3 separate regions of the Homo sapiens genome follow, and all the other regions are linked to region 3. A link is a contact called in ENCODE Hi-C data. All regions are on one chromosome and are shown on one strand. The core of a region is the stretch at or near the end of the contact, and the rest is flanking DNA. Distances in the headings are between cores, read along the strand shown.

The links. A loop is a pair of places that touch in the nucleus more often than their neighbours do. Pooled maps may share reads with other maps.
Region 1: a loop to region 3 is called in a map of sigmoid colon, with 5 times the contacts of the local background. The contact joins the promoter of ETFB here to the promoter of BCL3 in region 3. A Hi-C loop is called at or near these places in 2 of 168 maps with a recorded cell type or tissue (CD8-positive, alpha-beta T cell and sigmoid colon) and 11 of 50 pooled maps.
Region 2: a pooled map shows a loop between it and region 3 (6-fold over the local background). The contact joins the promoter of ACTN4 here to the promoter of BCL3 in region 3. A Hi-C loop is called at or near these places in 5 of 50 pooled maps.

What each region holds. Positions count from the first base shown.
Region 1 is chr19:51,363,094-51,367,637 of GRCh38, forward strand. ETFB (electron transfer flavoprotein subunit beta) reads right to left here and starts at 3,295. Exons shown (of 6, transcript NM_001985.3): 1 at 3,177-3,295. The coding sequence starts at 3,233. It overlaps CLDND2 (claudin domain containing 2), which reads right to left. Exons shown (of 4, transcript NM_152353.3): 3 at 4,364-4,483; 4 at 4,005-4,122. The coding sequence ends at 4,049. RefSeq lists an enhancer at 2,902-3,861 and silencers at 4,091-4,140, 4,411-4,544.
Region 2 is chr19:38,645,005-38,649,844 of GRCh38, forward strand. It overlaps ACTN4 (actinin alpha 4), which reads left to right and starts at 2,645. Exons shown (of 21, transcript NM_004924.6): 1 at 2,645-2,903. The coding sequence starts at 2,742. RefSeq lists silencers at 2,485-2,674, 2,905-2,984, 4,168-4,366, 4,325-4,619 and an enhancer at 4,325-4,619.
Region 3 is chr19:44,747,347-44,751,526 of GRCh38, forward strand. BCL3 (BCL3 transcription coactivator) reads left to right here and starts at 1,362. Exons shown (of 9, transcript NM_005178.5): 1 at 1,362-1,700; 2 at 3,881-4,034. The coding sequence starts at 1,445. RefSeq lists silencers at 1-410, 471-600, 1,011-1,600.

The DNA of each region.
Region 1 (4,544 bases), core at 2,045-4,544, 6.6 Mb after region 3:
ACACAGCAAAACACAGGGACCTGGGGCCTGTGATTTTAAGGAGGCAAGCAGGGAAGTCCTCCCAGAGAAGGTGATGTTTGAAAAGGAGGTGAAAGAGGTCAGGGAGTGAGCACGTGATTCTGGGAACAGAGGTGGATCAGACATGGCCCCTCTCTGCAGGGAGCTACCAGCCTGGGGATGATGGAGTAGGGCAGTGGGGAACATGGGGTAAACAGAGGATCCCAATCCAGTCTGGCGAGGGCTGATGGAAGCAAATCTAGGGACTGCAGAAGCCCCCAGGGATATACCAAGGCAACCTGAGGGTGTAGGGTCAGGGGCTTCCTGGAGGAGGCGATGCCAGGGAGAATCACTAAATTATTATTATTATTATTTTGAGACTGAGTCTAGCTCTGTCACCCAGGCTGGAGTACAGGGACACAATCCTGGCTCACTGCAACCTCTGCCTCCCAGGTTCAAGCGATTCTCCTGCCTCAGCCTCCCGAGTAGCTGGGACTACAGATACGTGCCACCATGCCTGGCTAATTTTTTTATTTTTAGGAGAGATGGGGTTTCACCATGTTGGCCTGGCTGGTCTCAAACTCCTGACCTCAACTGATCCACTCGCCTCAGCCTCACAAAGTGCAGGGATTAGAGGTGTGAGCCACCGCGCCTGGCCGAGAATCACTAGATTTTGATATAATCCATGAGTTGGAGTTGGGCAGGACAAAGGACAGAAAGCAGAGGTAGGAGGGTGGTGCTGGAAGAAGGCATGGAACGGGCAAGCCGCGGCCTGGTCTGTCAGGACAGGAGGAGCAGGTCACAGTGGCAGAAGCACAAAGGGTAAGGGAGGGTCCAAGGAGGGAAGTGGACGGCTGAAGCAGACCATGAAGAGGAGGCTGGACCACAAAGCATCCCAAATGCCAGGCAGAGGGGCTGCGACTCTGTCCTGAGGGTGCTGGGGAGCCACAGGCAGGCTGGGAGCAGGGGAGAGCAGGGTGAGCTCTGGGTGCAGAAAGGCCCCTAAGGCTGGGTAGAGGTGGGCTGAGAGGGAGAGACTGGGAGTGAGGGAGGACCCGGGTGAGGGTCCAGGTGAGACAATGACACCAAGAGACAATAGGGCAAGAAGGGTGGGGGGTGGAGAACTGACAGCTTTGGGAGAAGGGAAAGAGGGTGGGACAGTACCCAGGTCTAATCTGGTGTTTAGGAAGCTGGCAGGGTCTGAATCATTTATTTGTTCTGAAAAGGACATCAACAGACACATCCAGTGAGACAGGATGTAATGCAGGGAGCCCTGGGGCACTGCGGGAGGGGAAGGCAGCACCCTCTGGAAAGGACAGTAGCTGATTCAACGCGGCCTTCACGCTTCCCCTCTGTTCTCTCCCTGAGCACACCAGAGACATCCATGTGCCAGGCTCTGTGCTGAGTGATGCTGGGACCAGAGCTGAGTCAAACGTGGGCCTGCACCATGGGGGAGACGGATCCAATCCCAGACATGCCAGGCGTGGAAGGCCAGGGCTGGGATGGAGAGAAGAGGCCCAGGGAGCTGTAGGACTCCAAAGATGTGACAGTAACGAACAGTCAGAGCAGGGAGGAAACCAAGTGTTGGGTCCCAGGACCCCAAGAGGAATGTGTCTCAAAAGGGCTACAGGTGACATCCCTGTCATGTGCTGCCAGAGGCATCATTAGGACAGGGGGCATTGAGGGAGATGGGAGAGCAGAGTCTAGAGCCAGACTTGCCCGGGGTTTCGATCGTAACTCTGCCACTTACTGGCTGGGAGATCTGACAGGCCTCAGTTTCCTCATCTATCCAATGGAATTAATAATACAAAGGGTCGGCCAGGCACGGTGGCTCACACCTGTAATCCCAGCACTTTGGGGGGCCGAGGCAGGCGGGTGGATCACCTGAGGTCTGGAGTTTGAGACCAGCCTGACCAACATGGTGAAACCCCATCTCTACTAAAAATACAAAAAATTAGCCAGGTGTGGTGGCACATGCCTGTAATCCCAGCTACCTGGGAGGCTGAGGTAGGAGAATTGCTTGAACTCGGGAGGCTGAGGTTGCAGTGAGCCAAGACTGCGCCATTGCACTCCAGCCTGGGCAAAAAGAGCAAAACTCCGTCTCAAAAAATAAAAATAAATAATAAATAATACAAAGGGTACTGAAAGGACTGAATGGGTTAATCTCTGCAAAGGACTTGGAACGATGCCTGCCACGTAAGTACCCGCTAAATGCTGGCTGCTATCATCACTGACACTTTCATGCTCAAGTCTGGCTCCTGTACCCTCTTCCCCAGCCCACTCCCTAAGCAGGCAGGGGCAGTATCAGTGTCAACTTTGTGACCCTGGTTTTGCCCACCCTGAGGCCTCCAGGGTGCCAGGCCCTGCGCTAGGTAATGCTGGGGACACGGAGGTAAGTCCCCAGGCTGATGGGAAGGACAGACATGGACAGACAGTCACCATCTTCAGTCCAGTTCAGGCCAAGCATTGAGAGAAACGGGCCTGAGAGACCGTGTCTGATTCACCTCTGTCCACACCAGCTTCCCTCTGGGGACAACAAGCCAGGCGCTGAGAGCACCCTCCCCCACCTCTTTCATGGAGAATGTGAGCTACCCCCAGCTCAGTCAGGTTGGCTCCTTGAACTTTCATCTCTAGCAAACACACTTCTCTCTCCCTAGCTAGAGCCTCCTGGCTCACCCTGTGGCTATGGAGGGTGGAAAGCAGCTTCTGGGGCCCCACAGGACCCTGTCTGACTCCCTCTATAGCACATTTCGGGTAATATAAGAGTACAATGGTAAGTAATGCAGCCTAGTGGGTGAAAGCAGTCAGAGGAACCTGGATAGAACTCTCGGCTCTGCCCTTCTCTAGCTGGGTGACCTCTCTGTGCCTCAGTTTCTCCGTGCATTAAACAGGGACCGTGACTTCTTCCAGTGGGTAAGAAATAGAGAAAGCAACTCACTCTGAACAGTTATCAAGAGAGTGAATCCAGAACGAGGGAAAAGAGAACATGGCCGTGACCCCGGAGGGATCGGATGTTAGAACTTCACTCTTGGATTTTTGCCCTCAGGTGACTTTGACGTTTGGGGGTTAAAGCGGCAGAGGTCGGGGGTTACGAGAAGACCCCCACCCAGTGTGCGCTCGTGGCCCCGGAAGCACACGGCTGCGGGACTCAGGGATGTGGGAGAGGGGGGCCCGATCACCTTCACGGCGTAGTCGATGACCCTCTTGACAGCTACGAGCACGCGCAGCTCCGCCATCTTCCCGCCGCAGCCACTTACAGGGTCAGCCCGCACCCTCAGCGGCTCAGTCCAGAAGCCCCACCACCCCCGCCCCCCGCGCCCCTCTCTGCGCCTGCGCGCAGCACGGTCAGCCAGTCAACCGCTGCAGAGCCCGCCTCCCCGACAGAGGACCAATCGAGAGGCCGGAAGGAAGGGAGGTGTGGCAAGCAATGCAAACCAATGGGAAGCGGATCTCGGGGAGCGAGCGGGACCTGGAGAGAGAAGGAAAGGCCTGGCGGAGAGGGCAGGGCAGAGAACTAGGGGAAAGGTCGTGCACTGGAGGGAAGCGCGCCCGGAGTTTATAGATCCTCCCGGTCCTATAAACACTTCCCGGTATCCCCGGATCTGCTCTCCCTCTCCAGATCCCCCACTTCTTCCCGGCCTCTCCAAGTCGCGGTACTCGTATTCCCACGCCTCTGAATCCTCGCGCGTCGGTCTCTCCACTCTCTCCATCCCCGTGTTCCCTGTCCCTTCCATATCCGTATCCTCCCCTGTCCGTGTCTCTACTTCACCTCCATGTCGTCCCCACAGCCTCTCCACACCCTCTCCAAAGGCCCACGTCCCCTCCTGGCCCCGCCCCTCCCACATGTCCCTGTTCCCATCCCAATCCATGGAGACTTGTGTCTCCATGTCTGTGTCTCCCTGTCTCCACGTTCCCTATGAGTTCATGTCCTTATGTCTTCCCTGAGCCTCTATGCAACCCCGTGCCTGCGTCCCCACGACCCGCAGAAAAGCACGCGGAGCCGCAGCGCTAAAAAAAGCCGTTCCTTTATTCTGCCCCAGGCAGGCTGCAGTCACAGACACACGGGGAATCCACTGATGGCGTCGGTGCTCTGCATGATCATGTCTGCCAGCAGAAAGCAGAAGCCTGGGGGGACGGGGGTGCGGAGCAGGGAGAGGAAGGTGGGCCCTGGGGCGGATGGCCGGGAGGGCCCCGGGGACTGGGGTTTGGGGCTCCAAGGGGGTCTCTGCCGGGTCTGCGGGAGTCGTTAGTGTGTTGGGGAGTCCCCGAGAGGTCCCCGGGGTTTCCTGGGAGGGCAGCTGGGGAGCCTCTGGGGTGAGGGTCTTCTGGGCAGTCTCCTCCACCCTCTTCCCGCTGTCCAGTTTACCCGCGAGAATTGAGAAGGGTAAGGCCAGCCACCCAGAAAAATAGGACCAAGAGAAGAAGACGTTGTTCTTCCACGCATTCTTCACGGTGTAGCCTATCAAGGCGGTCAGCAGCAGCAGTCCTGGGCCCCGCCCAGCCGCAAGATGAGCTAGCTGGGCCTGGTGGGGGCTGCACCCAGGCCA
Region 2 (4,840 bases), core at 1,395-3,894, 6.1 Mb before region 3:
TCCCTCCAGCTTCTCCTGGGAAAGAGAAGGGGGTGGGAGGGGGAGCTGGGAGACAGTGGGGAACTGCTGCAATGGCCCAAGGGAAGGCGAGGCGAGGGTAGACAGAACCTGGGTGGCGCAGTGGGGCAGGGGGAAGTGGGTGGGTTCTGTGTATTCTTTCAAGATGGAATGACAGAATTTCCTGAAGAACTGGATGGGGTTGTGAAGACAAAGAGGCATTAAGGATGACCGCAAGGTCTGTAGCCTCAGCAACTGCAAGGCTGGAGGTGCACGAATTGAAGAGGGATGACTGTGGGATGGGATGACCAAGCTTGGGGGGAAGATCAGGAACTCTATTTTGGATATTTATTATTATTATTATTTGAGATGGAGTTTCGCTCTTGTTGCCCAAGCTGGAGTACAATGGTGCAATCTTGGCTCACCACAACCTCCGTCTCCCAGGTTCAAGCTATTCTCCTACCTCAGCCTCCTGAGTAGCTGGGATTACAGGCATGTGCCACTATGCCTGGCTAATTTTGTATTTTTAGTAGAGACGGAGTCGTTGGCCCGGCTGGTCTTGAACTCCTGACCTGGGGTGATCCGCCCACTTCGGCCCCCCAAAGTGCTGGGATTACAGGCGTGAGCCACCACACCTGGCCGGATATTTATTTATTTATTTTTATTTTTATTTTAGACGGAGTCTTGCTCTGTCGCCCAGGCTGGAGTACAGTGGCGCGATCTCGGCTTACTGCAGCCTCTGCCTCCCGAGTTCCAGTGATTCCCCTACCTCAGCCCCCTGGGTAGCTGGGATTACAGGTGCATGCCACCAAGCCCGGCTAATTTTTGTATTTTTAGTAGAGACGGGGTTTCACCATGTTGGCCAGGCTGGCCTCTAACTCCTGACCTCGTGATCTGCCTGCCTCGGCCTCCCAAAGTGCTGGGATTACAGGCATGAGCCACTGCGCCCGGCCATTTATTTTTAATGTAAACATTTTTTTGTAGAGATGAGATCTTGTTATGTTACCCAGTCTGGCCTCAAACTCTTGGGCTCAAGCACTCTTCCAGCCTTGACTCCCCAGAGTGCTGGGATTGCAAGAGTAAGCCACCAGTGCCTGGCTGAATATTTAAATTTAAGATGCTTCCTGATGCAGTGGCTCGCACCTTTGTTTAAATGTCTGCCTTCTCCATGAAGCCTACCTGAGTAGTTTATTTGCATTCCAGCCCATGCTTGATTTTTCTCCAAATACTCAACACCTTGGAATATACAATACTACCTATTTTTTACTTTTATGTATATTTTTGAGACAGGATTTCGCTTCTGGAGTGCATTGGTGTGATCACAGCTCACTGCAGACTGGAACTCCTGGGCTCAAGTGATGTCCCTTCCTCAGCCTCCTGAGTAGCTGGGACTACAGGTGCACACAGCCATGCCCAGTGAATTTTTACATTTCTTGTAGAGACAGGTTCTTGTTATGTTGCCTAGGCTGGCCTTGAACTCTTGGGCTCAAGCCATCCTCCCGCCTCAGCTTCCCAAAGTGCTGGGATTACAGGTGTGAGCCCCTGTGCCTGTCTACATATTTTTTAAAATTTTGAGTGTTGAGGCCAGGCGCAGTGGCTCATGCCTGTAAGCCCAGCACTTTGGGAGGCCGAGGTGGGCGGATCACCTGAGGTCGGGAGTTTGAGACCAGCCTGACCAACATGGAGAAACCCCGTCTCTACTAAAAATACAAAATTAGCCAGGAGTGGTGGCACATGCCTGTGATCCCAGCTACTCGGGAGGCTGAGGCAGGAGAATAGCTTGAACCTGGGAGGCGGAGGTTGCAGTGAGCCCAGATCACGCCATTGCACTCCAGCCTGGGCAACAAGAGCGAAACTCCGTCTCAAAAAAAAAAATTTGTGTGTTGGTTGGGCGCGGTGGCTCACGCCTGTAATTCCAGCACTTTGGGAGGCTGAGGCGGGAGGATCGCTTGAGCTCAAGAGTTCAAGACCAGCCTGGCCAACATGGTGAAACCCCGTCTCTACTAAAAAAATACAAAAATTAGCCGGGTGTGGTGGAGCATGCCTGTGTTCCCAGCTACTCGGGAGGCTGAGGCAGGAGAATTGCTTGAATCCGGGAGGCGGAGGTTGCAGTGAGCCGAGATCGCGCCACTGCACTCCAGCCTGGGAGACAGAGCGAGACTCCGTCTCAAAAAATAATAAAAATAAAAGTAGATTTGTGTGTATGTGGCTTCCTTTACTAGAAGGTAGTTTCATGAAAGTTGGGATTTTTTTCTGTTTTTAGTGCCTGCGTAAAACATAGTCTGGCACAGAATAGGTGTTCAATAAATATTTGTTGAATTTGTGTCGCTGAATGGGAACCCGGTGCAGTGCATTCCAAGCCTGAGCTGGTTCAGGTCCGATGGCGGGGCCTGCCCTTATGAATCATTCATGATCTGGCCCCGCCCATACGCGAACGACGCGCGCGTTCACGCCGGAGAGGGGGCGCGGCTCGCCCCCGGGCTGAGTCGGGCGGCCAGGAAGCGGGACTCTGCGCAGGCGCCAAGCTCCGGAGCGCGGCCTTGGTGCCTTTTCTGGTTTGGCAGGCGCGCGCGCGCGGGAGGGCGGCAACCTCGGCGCTGTGCGCAGGCGCGGCGGGCAGTGCGCAGGCGCGGGCGGAGGGCGGGCTGAAGCAGCTGAAGCGGCGGTAGCGGCGGCGGCTCGGGCAGAGGGGCGGGAGCTGAGGCGGGAGCGGACAGGCTGGTGGGCGAGCGAGAGGCGGCGGAATGGTGGACTACCACGCGGCGAACCAGTCGTACCAGTACGGCCCCAGCAGCGCGGGCAATGGCGCTGGCGGCGGGGGCAGCATGGGCGACTACATGGCCCAGGAGGACGACTGGGACCGGGACCTGCTGCTGGACCCGGCCTGGGAGAAGCAGCAGCGCAAGGTGCGCGGCCCGCGGGCCGGACGGGCTGGAGGGGCTTTTCTGAGGGGGCCCGGGGAGGGGTGGGAGGTCCTGAAAGGTAACTGGAGCGTCTGTGATGGGAACGGGGGGGTCCCGAGAAGGAATTGGCGGGTCCGGGAAGGGAATTGGAGTCCTGAGGAGGAATCGCCGAGCTAGAGGAAGGAATTGGGAATCTGAAAAGAGAATTGGCGGCTGGGTGGGGAATATGGGAGTCAAATAAAAGGAATCGGGAAGGCTGATGAAGGATTTGGAGGGTCTGGGCGTGCCATTAGGGGAAACCGAGGAGATGACTGGGCAGGCTGAAATGGAACTGGGATCCGAGGCGGGCTTGAAGGGTCGGAGCATGGGTTGGGGGTGCTGGGAGGAGAATCAGGGGAGGCTGAGAAGGGAATTTCTGGGTCTGGGAAGTGTGAGGAGGAGCTTGAGTGTGGAGGGGTTGGTTATTTGGAGAGCAGAAAGATCTGAAGGAGATTGGAATTGGGGGAGCCTCAGGTTGGGGGAGTTATAAAGGGGATGAAGAATCAAGTGTGAGGATGGAGTGGAGATTGTGGGGTCTGAAGACGGGTGGGAAGACTAGGGAGGCTGGGAAGATGAAAACAGGGGCTAAGGGTAGAATTGAGCATGAAAAGACATGGGCTTAGGGTGTGAGGAGGGTAGAGGTGCCAGGACTGGGGGTCTGAGGAGGGTGGGGTGCGGAAGGAAGAAGTTAAGGGGCCCGTGAATCAGACGTTTTTGAAGGGGGTGAGATTTATTTGTGGTGCCCTGTTCCAAAGGGGAGAAGATTAAGAGATAGGAGGAATAATAAGAGGAATTGATGAGGGATGGAGAAGCCGAAGTAGAGGGGATACGGAGAGTGGGGATAATTTGGGGAGGGATTTCTAAAGAATTGATGGGAAGCTGAAAAGCTAAAGCGTTGGAGAGAATGAGGAAGTGTAGAGGGAGAAGGTGAGATCGGTGGGAGGGAGGGTGAGCTGGAATGGTGGATAATGGGAGAGAGGTTCGTTTAGGAAAATGAAAGTCTCATTAGAAAGGGAATGCGTAATGGATAGACTGAGAAAGGAATTTGAGGAGGGGGTGCTGGCTCCTGGAGGTGCAGTCCCGGGACTGGAGAGCGTGTGTGTGTCGTGCAGGCAGAATGAGTTTGGGGAGGAAGCGTTGAGAGTGTCCAGGAAGAATTGTGTCTTTTTTGGAGAGACCGGAGGTAGGTGAAGGGATCCTGAAGCAGAGACTGTGTTCAGGTGGCACTGTTTTTTTGGGGGGCGGGGGGGGCAACTTGGTAGGGCCCCACAGCAGTGAAAAGGTGATCAGAAGTGGAGTGGGATCCCCGAGCGAGGTGTCAGTGTCTGTGGGGGGGGGATAAATCCAGTGTGGTTGAGGGGGGAGCTCTGAGTGTGTGCAGGAAGAGCTAAAGAAAGGAGCGTGGTGAGTGGGTGTGTGTGGGGGGAAGGGGTTGTTCAGAAGTTTTGTGCGTGAAATGGGTGGGAGGTACTTGAAGTTGGAAGCATTTCGTGGGATCTGGAGATCTGGATTTTCTTTCCAGATTTGTTACTGATTCGCTCTGTGGCCTTGGACAAGACCCTTGAACTCTCCGGGCAGTTTTGTTATCTGCAAAATGCAAAGGGATCCGAGGGTTCCCTGCGGTGATTCTGTTAATAAAGAGGGATGTGTGTAGAGTTGGGACTTTGGACAGGGCTCTGAAGGTTTGGGAGAGTGAGTTTGGTGGAGATTTTTCAGGAACAGGCTACAGGGCTTTGAGTGGTGACCTGGCAGAGTGGGGAGTGACTGGAAGCCTCTCGAGGGCGCGAGTTGGTGGCCAGGAGCTTGGCACAGGCAGCCTAGCCCAGGCTGGAGGGGAAAGGGTGGGAAGGGTGGAAGGAGCAGCTGTTCCAAGGCAGCCTGAGGTGGGGCCGGGCATAACC
Region 3 (4,180 bases), core at 112-2,611:
AAGGAGACCGGGGGAGAGAACCAGAGAGACGCCGCGTGCCCCCTGGGCAAGTCCGGGGTGCAGCCCCCATGCCCCGCCCCCTGTGTCCCCAAAGCCTCCCTCTCCGCCTCCTGTGACTCAGTGACCCGGACTCAACCCCAGCGGCTGCCCCGCCCCCAGGGAAATCCGGGAAAGCCCCGGACCTTCGGGGCCCCACCCCGGGGCGGGGAGAGGGAGAGGAGGGGAGGAGACGGGGAAGAGTCCCGCCTCCCTCCTCCCTCCCTCCCATCTCCAGCCTGAGTCATGCCCCCAACCCGCCTAGCCTGTTCCCCACCCATCAACCCCTCCTCGAGGTGGGAGGGGAAGTCGGGGGGAAGCCAAACTGCTCCCCGCTCCTGCAGCACCGGCCTCGGTCGCGCTGACTCTGGCCTGGTGTCCGTGTCTCTTGCTATCTCTCTTTCTCTCAAGATCTCTGCGCCTGTCTCCATGTCTCTTTCTCTCTGTGCACCTAGGATTTTCCGAGCACCCACCCCGGTGCCCCGCGGGCCCCGGCTGGGGGCAGGGCCCCCAACGAGTGCAGAGACACAATCAGTGGAGCGCTCCCCACCCTCACCCCACCCCCAGCCCCTTTAGACCCACAGCTGATGAGGCACGTGGAGTGGCAGAGATGGAAGAGGGGAGGGAGAGGAATCGTTCCTGGCCGCCTGCCGAGTGCCAGTCCCTGCCCCGGGTGCGTCTCTTCACTCCCACTAAGGAGGAAACGGCTCAGAGAGGGGAAGTGTTTGGCCAAGGTCACCCAGCGAGTAAGTGGGAACCGAGATTCCAAACCCCGTCCCAGAGATGCCAAGGCCTCCTGAGAGACAGAGAAGCAGACAGCAACTGAGAGGCAGAGAGATGGTGACAGACACAAAGAGACAAAAGAGAGAGACAGAGACGGAACAGAGCACACAGAGACAAACGCGGGGTTGCGGAGAGAAACACCTACTCAGACAGGAGAACCAGAGAGACAGTTACAGACTCAGAGATAGAGATGTTGAGAGATAGGGCCAGAAAGACAAAAACAGAGGCAGAGAGAGCGGCCCTTGGCAGCAGGGGTGGGGACACCCCCCCACCCCCCGACCCCGCCTCCTCTCCCCCCACCCCTCCTTTCCTCTCCCTCCCCCGCCGAGGCCTGGCTGCCCCAGGCGCCGCGGGCCGGGAGGGGGCAAGCGGGGCGCGGCGCGGGCGGGGCGCAGGGCAGGCTGCACCTCAGAGCGGCGGGAGCAGCGGCGGGTCCAGGAAACCCCTGGGGCGTACGGGTGGCCCCGGGGGGGCCGGGGGCGGGGAGGCGGGCGGCCGGCACCGCCCCGGCCGACAAAAGTCCCTTCAGTTCAGCCGGCTGCAGGGGAAGTCCCGGCGCCCGGCGAAACCACCCTCCCGTGCAGCCGAGCCCAGCCGCTCTCCGGCCGCCGTCCCCGGCGGCCCCATGCCCCGATGCCCCGCGGGGGCCATGGACGAGGGGCCCGTGGACCTGCGCACCCGGCCCAAGGCCGCCGGACTCCCGGGCGCCGCGCTGCCGCTCCGCAAGCGCCCGCTGCGCGCGCCCTCCCCGGAGCCCGCCGCTCCCCGCGGCGCTGCGGGCCTTGTCGTCCCCCTGGACCCTCTGCGCGGCGGCTGCGACCTGCCGGCGGTCCCCGGGCCCCCCCACGGCCTGGCCCGGCCGGAGGCGCTTTACTACCCCGGTGAGTGGCCCCCGAGGGTCCGGGCCGGGTGGGATCCACACAGAGCATAGGGTCACCAGAGCCAGGAGGCAGAGCTTGAGGCACAAACCGGTGTCTCTCCAGGGACCTGGGGGACAAGAGGATATAAGCCCAGGTTCCAAGGATATAGATATGAGATCATCGGGGAGCCAGTAAGCTGTGCCTTGGGATCTGGGGATTTGGGGACCCTGGGGGGCAAAGCCCAGGGGCTGAGTGACGTGGGGGGGGGGGGGCCAGGGACAATGCCCAGTGGTACAAATATGGGGGTGTCAGGGAATCAGGGCACAGAGCCTGGTATCCTAGGGGCAAGAAAGTACAAGCTCTTAAGCCAGATGTGTAGCGTTATGAGGAAGCTGAGCTGGGCTGGAGAAACTGGGGTTCCCTGTATCCTGATATTATTAGAATCAAAGGGAGTCAGGGTAACAGAGACTGGGGTTCTAAGGAGACAGATACTGAGGATCTCAGGATGTCACAATCTCAGGAACCAAGATATCTGGAGACATGGGCATTATGAAAACAGAGATGGGGTTCTGAGCACCCCAATATCTGGGATCACAAGGATCCAAGGAAATGAACCAGAGCTCCAGGGACCCAGATACCAGGGGGTCTTGAGGACCCAGGAGAACAGAGACCCGGGTTTCTGGGTACTCAGTTATGTGGGGCCACAAGTGATCAGGGTCCTATTTGAGGTCAAGATCAGGTGGGCAGAAGGGATCAGGGGACTGAGGATCCTAAGATTGGGTAATTCTGAGACTTTGGGTAATTTAGAGGCAGGATGAAAATTTCAGGGGTCTCCAGACAGAAAGCCTCAAGGCCTCAAGGCCTGGTATTGGAGATACGAGGACCTGGAAACTTGGGAGTTCAAGAACAGAGGGCCCACAAGGATCAGCAGATGACGAAGACCACACACTCTTCTCTCCATCCTATCTCCATCCCTGATCTCAAGAAGGGGTGTCCTCTACCACAGCTGTGGCCACGTCACCATCCCCAATTGACCCCCAAAGCTGCAGAGAGCCGTTCTACAGAGCCCCAAAACTTTAGGTAGTTTCTGCACCCTCCACCCCATCAGCGTGACAGCTGGAGAGCCTCAAGCTATGTGCATCAGGAGTTCTGCCACGGCCTCCCAGCTTTCCTATTCCAAGAGTGAGAAAGCAGGCCTCAGTTTTCCCCGTCTGTGTGATGGGTTGGTATGGATTTGCCTGCTGCCATGGTCCCCTCGCCTTTGTTTGTTTTTGTTTTTGTTTTTTGAGACAGAGTTTTGTTTTGCTCTGTCGCCCAGGCTGGAGTGCATTGGCGTGATCTCGGCTCACTGCAACCTCCGCCTCCCAAGTTCAGGGGATTCTTGTGCCTCAGCCTCCCGAGTAGCTGGGATTACAGGCATGCACCACCACACCTGGCTAATTTTTGTATTTTTAGTAGAGACAGGGTTTCACCATGTTGCCCAGACTGGTATTGAACTCCTGACCTCAGGTGATCCGCCCGCCTCGGCCTCCCAAAGTATTGGTATTAGAGGCATGAGCCACAGCGCCCGGCCTGCCGTGGCCCCTTTTTAAACAGTTTGATCTAAAATTACCCATGCGTGGTGGTCAGCATCTGTAATCCCAGCTACCTGGGAGGTTGAGGCAGGAGAATCGCTTGAACCTGGGAGGCAGAGGTTGCAGTGGGGCAAGATCGTGCCACTGCACTCCAGTCTGGGCAACAGAGCGAGACTACATCTCAAAAACAATTTGAACAGGCTTCTGGTAACACCTCCTCTCTGCCTCCACTCTCCCCAAACCCACTCTACATTTATCCCACACCCTGCACCCAGCAATTCATCAGCCACAAAATCACTCTGCAGACAGTCCCTGGGGTCCCCTGCTAGGTGATGATGGGTGCACCCTCTGTTCTTAAGGGACCCTTTGTCTGATTGGAGATTGAGGTCAGAAGATAAGTGACAATGAGGGTGACCAGCCCTAGAGGGAGAGGAAGCTGCCAGAGCCCAGAGGAGGGACGTGGAAGGGGGTTTGTTTTAGGCCCTGAGGACCCTGTATGGGATGCAAAAGGGACCCAGGAGAAAGGGCAGGTGACACCACAGGAGCAAAGTTTTAGAAGTGGGGGGCGGGTTGAGGGTCTGTGGGTGTGGCCTCACCCATGTCCCTTCTCTGTCCTCCATTGTCCAGGAGCCTTACTGCCTTTGTACCCCACTCGGGCCATGGGCTCCCCGTTTCCTCTGGTGAACCTGCCTACACCCCTATACCCCATGATGTGCCCCATGGAACACCCCCTTTCTGCTGACATCGCCATGGCCACCCGTGCAGATGAGGACGGAGACACGTGAGTGACAGTCCCCTATTAAGGGGAGGGGTGGTTGGGAAGACCAGCCGTCCATAACACAGGGCCACTCAGCTCCCAGTGGACCTGAGTCAGAACTCGGTCTCCACCACAGGCTGTGTGACCTTGAGTAAGGCCCTTCCCTGCTC